Regions from separate parts of the Homo sapiens genome. Here region 1 is linked to region 2. Evidence: chromatin loops called from intact Hi-C (ENCODE). Cell type or tissue: mammary epithelial cell. All regions are shown on one strand. Links, peaks and the distances in the headings refer to the core of each region. The heading gives the core; the rest is flanking DNA. Region 1 overlaps SH3PXD2A (SH3 and PX domains 2A). Region 2 overlaps SH3PXD2A (SH3 and PX domains 2A).

Evidence for each region. A loop is a pair of places that touch in the nucleus more often than their neighbours do. Peaks named below come from ENCODE experiments on the same cell type or tissue, not always from the same donor. Only the 100,000 strongest peaks of a DNase experiment are listed, where the experiment ranks them.
Region 1: a loop joins it to region 2, with 9 times the contacts of the local background. A loop is called at or near these places in 2 of 110 quality-filtered maps.

What each region holds. Positions count from the first base shown.
Region 1 is chr10:103,826,920-103,829,827 of GRCh38, reverse strand. The region is part of intron 1 of SH3PXD2A (SH3 and PX domains 2A); the gene reads left to right. Among named protein-coding and RNA genes, the nearest start is that of SH3PXD2A, 27 kb to the left of the region's middle. In mammary epithelial cell, for the core only: no CTCF peak of the experiment used is centred there; a DNase peak (open chromatin) is centred at 1,527; H3K27ac peaks cover 2,040 bases.
Region 2 is chr10:103,711,758-103,714,665 of GRCh38, reverse strand. The region is part of intron 5 of SH3PXD2A (SH3 and PX domains 2A); the gene reads left to right. Among named protein-coding and RNA genes, the nearest start is that of SH3PXD2A-AS1, 34 kb to the left of the region's middle. In mammary epithelial cell, for the core only: a CTCF peak has its summit at 1,584; DNase peaks (open chromatin) are centred at 1,565 and 2,305; H3K27ac peaks cover 2,500 bases.

The sequences.
Region 1 (2,908 bases), core at 101-2,600, 120 kb before region 2:
TGAGCCATTCAATGGATAATTAGTCCTAACTGTATTGCTGGAGTGGACCATTACTGAAGTCTTACCTTTTTTGTCCTTGCTTTTACCTTGCCTTGTTCCAGCAAGGCTTAAGCATAGCTTTAGGTCCTATGTTATGCGCATGTTATGTGATTGTCTGATTGATTACATTATAAACTCTGCACAGGCGGCATCACGGTCTTTCTGCCCTTTCCTGCCTCCCTCCGTCCTTGCACTGCCTTGCTTCATGGAGCTTTGCACTTAGCAGGTGCTCAGTAAATACTTGCTGGGTGGTTGACACAGGATTACATGTTAATCCATCATCTTCAAAGGCTAGAACCAGACCTATTTAAAAAAACAAACAAAATCCTTCCTTTTAAAAGTGGCATTACCTTCTTACCCTCACAAATGTTCATTTTAGTCGCCTTTATTGCTTTCTGGGGTAGGGGGTCTTAAGGGAGTAACTCAGAGAGCCTCTTTAACTTAAAAGAGGCATAATAAATTACAGTCTTTAAGAGAAGATCGGATGCCTGCGTGCCTCCCAGAAGTGGGTTAGGAGCACAGAATTCTAGATGGCTCCTTTGTTTGCACCCCACCCTGTCTGCAGGGCTGGCCTCCCACAGCAGTGTGTGGTATCCTACAGATCACTATTAAATAAACAGTCCCTTGAAATCACAACATTAAAAAGTGCTGTCTATGTATTGTACCAGGAGAGCCAAATATTATGGAAAAGGCCAAATATTTCCACTGTGTTAAGAAAATAAGAACCCAGCAGCATGGAACTTCCCACTCAGTAGGCAAAAGATGTGGTGGAGACTTCAAAAGGGTGGAAGAACCATCAAGACAGCTTGAGCTGCAACGGGTGACTGCCCCATTAAAAAAAGCAAGTGTGTGTGTATTCCAGATGCAGCTGCAGAAATCGCAACACCACCTTTCAACTGGGAAATAAATGAATGCACCAACGTATGTATCGTGGCTCACCCAAGCAATCGTCCAACTGTGACTAGGGCTGGGGGAGAGGTTAGGAGGAGAGAGGACGAAGTACAGAACACAAACAGTCTTTGTTCTCCAAAGACCCAAAAGGCAGATTCACAGGAAGAGATTCCTCATCCTGGTCTGAAATGAAGATAGACACTTGGCCATAGGGCTGATGGCTCTAGCAGAGGCCCTGCCCTTGGGATCTCGGCAGCATCTCAGCCAGGAGGGCTCCCTGACTCTGGAAGTGGAATATTGAGTGATAAGAAGTTTGGCTTCTCCCACCCACTTTCCACCACCAGGTAGAGCTTGTGAAGCCTGAAAAGTCTGTAGGGCCAAGCAGCCTGACTTTCATGGAAGGAGACCCAGGAGTCAACTTGTTTTAATTAAAAAGTTAGGTTGGGTTATCTCAGGGCCACCCCCAGGGAGGGTGATGCTTCCAAGCTGACCAAATTCTGAGCTGCTGAGCTGCTTACTTTAATGAGCTTGGGGAAGCTCATTTGAGGAGTGGTGGTAAAATCGCTCACTGGACTTGCAACATGAGAATGTTGTTCATGAATCATCAGGAAGAACTCCCAGGTGTGGAGAATGGACTCTTGTTCCTTCAGCTGATTTGGGACCTGGCACTCACACTCGCTTACTAACTTTCTCTCCCTAGCGTAAGCATTCGCTTCCTGCCTAGAGTCTGGCTACCTACCCATCATCCCCATTACCCAAAATACAAAAACAGAGAACTGTAGCATCTTATTACGTAGACTTTCCTCTCTCCCAAAAGATGTGCCAGTGCCCCTGCCTGCCGTGCCAGGCCCTGCAGGGATGATGATCATGGTCTCCAGCATTTACCGAGCTGTAATTCTGCACAGGGAACCAGGCCAGGCTCTGTGCACCTTCCTAGAGCCTCACAGCAGTCCTCTGCGGGGCACGACTGTTCTCATCCACTCTTGTCATCCCCGTTTTACAGCTGAGGAACCAGTGGCTCTGGCAGGTGTTGGGACGTCTGCCCATGGTCACGTAGACTGTGTGGCAGAGCCGGAATTCAAATCTAGGCCCCATGACTTCAGTACTGCTCTATCTGAGGACTATGCAGAGATGGCATAGCCCCTCCTTCAAAAGCTCATAGTCTAGTTGTAGAGAGCAGAGCTCCTTGCATGGACAAATAATCCACCAGGCCCAGCAGAACTGGGTACCACAAACCGCATGGGATGTCTAGGAAGGGGCTGGAAGGAAGTCACGGTGCACTGAGAATGTGGTGTGCCAGGCGGTGTGCTATGTACCTATGTGTCCATGACCTCTTTAATTCTCAAAGCACTCCTGTGAGGTTCACTTTACAAATACAGGACTGAGGCTCAGAGAGTCATGTAGCTTGCCCAACACCACACAGCTCATGGGTGGTGGAGCTGGGCCTGAACCCACATGTCTTTCTAACTCCAAACCACATTCTCTTTGCATGATACCATGATAGACACTCCATTTCCGTAGTGTTACCGGGAGTGAAGGCCTTGAAGGATGGGTGAGAGGTGAGAAGGGAGAAAGGAGGGAGTGGGCATTCCAGGCTGAGGGAAAGGAAGAGGAGTGGGCCTGAGGAGCAGCAGGAATTCCACCAGCCCCGCCCAGAAGTGGCCCAGTTTTTATCACCATCCCAAATACATCGCCTTGGTGTACATGAACTTGCTGAGGGCCTAGTTTCCATGGCTCCGAAGAGGTGACATCTCCCTCCCACCCCTCATCCACCCTGAGCTCCCTGGCTGATTTATTCAATGTGGTCATCTGCAATGGTTGTGGACCTGTCAGGATGACAGATTCGCCTGGGGACATCCTCCTGTGGAAGGAACTGGATTCATCCCTTGATCACTTCCATGCCCTGTGGGTCTCTCCCTACCTCTTGCTCATTCTACGAGTTATCCCTCCATTAGCCGGGCCGAAGCATCCTCCAGGC
Region 2 (2,908 bases), core at 220-2,719:
TAAATAAACCTTGTCCATCCCCTGCCATGCCCCCTTCAACCTGGGTGGGCAGGTGGCAGGAAAATGCCCACAGGAAGCTGTGTCCAACCCACTTGAAAGGGGCATTGGCCGTGGGGAACAAGGACTTCTGCAGGCTCAGCTGTCATGCTGGGTCGGCGAGCTGGAGGGAAGCAGATTCAAACACCCCCAGTCCAGCCCAGCTCATAGCGCACACGCCTGGGAGGCCCATGTCCAGGGAGAGAAGATGACTCTGTTTTCAGGCCTGGCACAGGATTTTCTTCAGGGTGGGGAGGAAGGTGGCAGGGAAGGGTATCCTGGTGCAGGAGTGTGTGGGGGTAGACTGGGTCCCCCATTAATTTCTTGGGCTTGTGCATTCTATGTTCTCTGAAACCTCAAGACCCCCATGTGCCCACTCTCTTACCCCCAAGGAAGGCCTACAGAGCCCTTTGGAGCCTCTGGCGGAAGGGGTAAGCCCTGGAAGAGCGCTGAGGCCTGCTTTGCTGTTATGTTGTGTTCAAGGTGGGTCTTGGTTCCCCTGTGGTTATCACTACCCTCCATGTTCCTAGTCCCTGGGTAGTTACCCCTCCATGGGGAGTTTAAGGCAGAACTGAACCTAGAACCTGGGTCTTCGGCCACTGGGACCAGCCTTCCTCTGTTGCATTCTTGTGGGAGGCGTGTGTTCATGCAAGTGTTTCTAGATCATCTCTATGTGAGGCCCGGGACTTCAGAAGTAGCTCAGTCCCCACTCTCGGGGCCCTGGTGGTCTAAGGGGGAGGATAGCATGGCATGGGCCTGGCTTGCTTCCACAGGAGGCAGCAGACCATTATAGGCTCTGGCAAACCCTGGCTCCTCCCCCACCTGCTGTGTGGCCTGGGAATTATTTAAACTCCCAAAACCTCAATGTCCTTGCCTATAAAACAGGGCTTATAACAGCTGCTGATAATGGGGAAGACAGAAAAAGAACAACTGATTGTAATAGGTGCAGGGCCTTGCGCAGCAACAAACCAGCCTGCTGAGGTGGTCAGGAAGGCCTCCCTGAGGAGGTGGCATTCAGGCTGAGACTAAAGCAAGAGCTCACTACTCAAGGAGAGTGGCAGAGGAGGGCATCCAGGCCAGAGGGAGTCCCTGAGATTGTGTTTCAAGGATTGAAAGAAATTTCATCTTCCGTGAGAGTAAGGGATTTTTGGCTAGGGCTAGGCCAAGAAGAGATAGGCCTGAGGCAGTCATTAACAATCGCTACACTTCAGCATCAGGTAAATGGGCAGAACCTAGGGGTCTCTGGGCTATCTCCTGGCTCTGACATTCTGAGGTCCTAGCAGAACCAGTTGGCTATTGCAGTGGTCCAAGCATGCAACAGTCAGGATCTAGAGAGGGGCTGGATGGCTGTGGGAATGGGAGATATTCATAGACATAGTCCGAGATGAAAGGGACAAGCATCCAGAGACCTTGTGACTCCTTCCCCTTCACAGGCTCTGTAAGTTGGATCTTGAGGGTGGTTGGAGTTTGGGCACGTCTGTAACTTTGGGTCACTTTGAAGCCCTCGGTTCATGAGATACATGTGTATCTGGCTCCACCCCATGGCCATATCGGATATTACAGCTCCCAGCGTCTGGCTGATGCTGTACTAAAGCCGTGCTGGACCCTTGAGCATGGTTTATCTTGTTTGAGCATCCGTACAATCCAGGGAGGCCCATGCTCCTTTCTGCAGATGAGGGACCTTAGGCTGAGACTGGTTGACTTACCTCTCAGCTAGGAAGTGTCAGAGGCTGGACTCATGCCATTGCCCTTCAGCTCCAAGTCCACACCCCACACGGGGGTGAGCTGAGGATGAAGTGAGAAGCACCTGACCCTTGGCTGGGGCAACTAGCTCCAAATTTCAGGATGGGACCCTTCATCAGACAGAAGGGCAGAATAACTGCATCAGGACGCCATGGTTGCCATGGTCACCACGGGGGCTGAAGGTAGAGTTGAAGGCATGTGCCACATTTGGGATCTTTTAAGGGGAACCCAGGTTTCCTGCTGGGCCACATCCCTGAAAAGGTACAAGGTTTGCTGAGACTGCCAAGTCTGGTCCAGGCCCCCCAGGGCAGCCTGTTGAGACCCTTCCCCCAGCCTCAGGAGCTCCAAGGAGGGGCTTCCTATCCCAGGAGGGTTCAGGCCTCTGAGGAGGGGTGCTGCCTGGCTGGTACAGGCTCCTCTGATGGAACAGACACAGGGAAACCGGTTCTAGAAGCACTCAGAAAACCAGGTTTCCCGCTCCCAAACCACAGACTGAGCCCTTGGCTTCCCACACCCTCTCTCATGAATGGCCCATTTGGTCATGGGTCCAGAGGGCACGCAGATGGCTACGTGCAAAACCCCACCCAGGACATGTGGCCCGGAGCATGGCTCAGTGGTCAGAGCCAGAGGGAGAGTTTCCCCCAGACAGCTTTACTGAGGTATAATTTACATGCTATAATATGTACTTGTTTTAAGTGTACAATTAATTCATTGATTACTAATACTTTTACAGTTGTGCAACCATCACCACAATCCAATTTTAGAGCAGTTCCATCTCCCTTAAAAGATCCCAGAGGGAGGTTTTGGGGTTATTTTCTTTCCTTTTTTTTTTTTTAATTTTGAGACAGGGTTTCTCTCCATTGCCCAGGCTGGAGCTCAGTGGCACAATCGTGGCTCACTGCAGCCTTGACGTCCCAGGCCACCTCAGCCCCCAAGTAGCTGGGACTGCAGGCACACACCACCATGGCAGGATAATTTTTTTATTTTTATTTTTTGTAGAGACGGGGTCTGGCTCTGTTGCCCCTGCTAGTCGCAAATTCTTGGCTTCAAACGATCCTCCCGCCTCGGCTTCCCAACGTGCCAGGATTAGAGGTGTGAGCTGCCATGCCTGGCCACCAGAGGGACATTT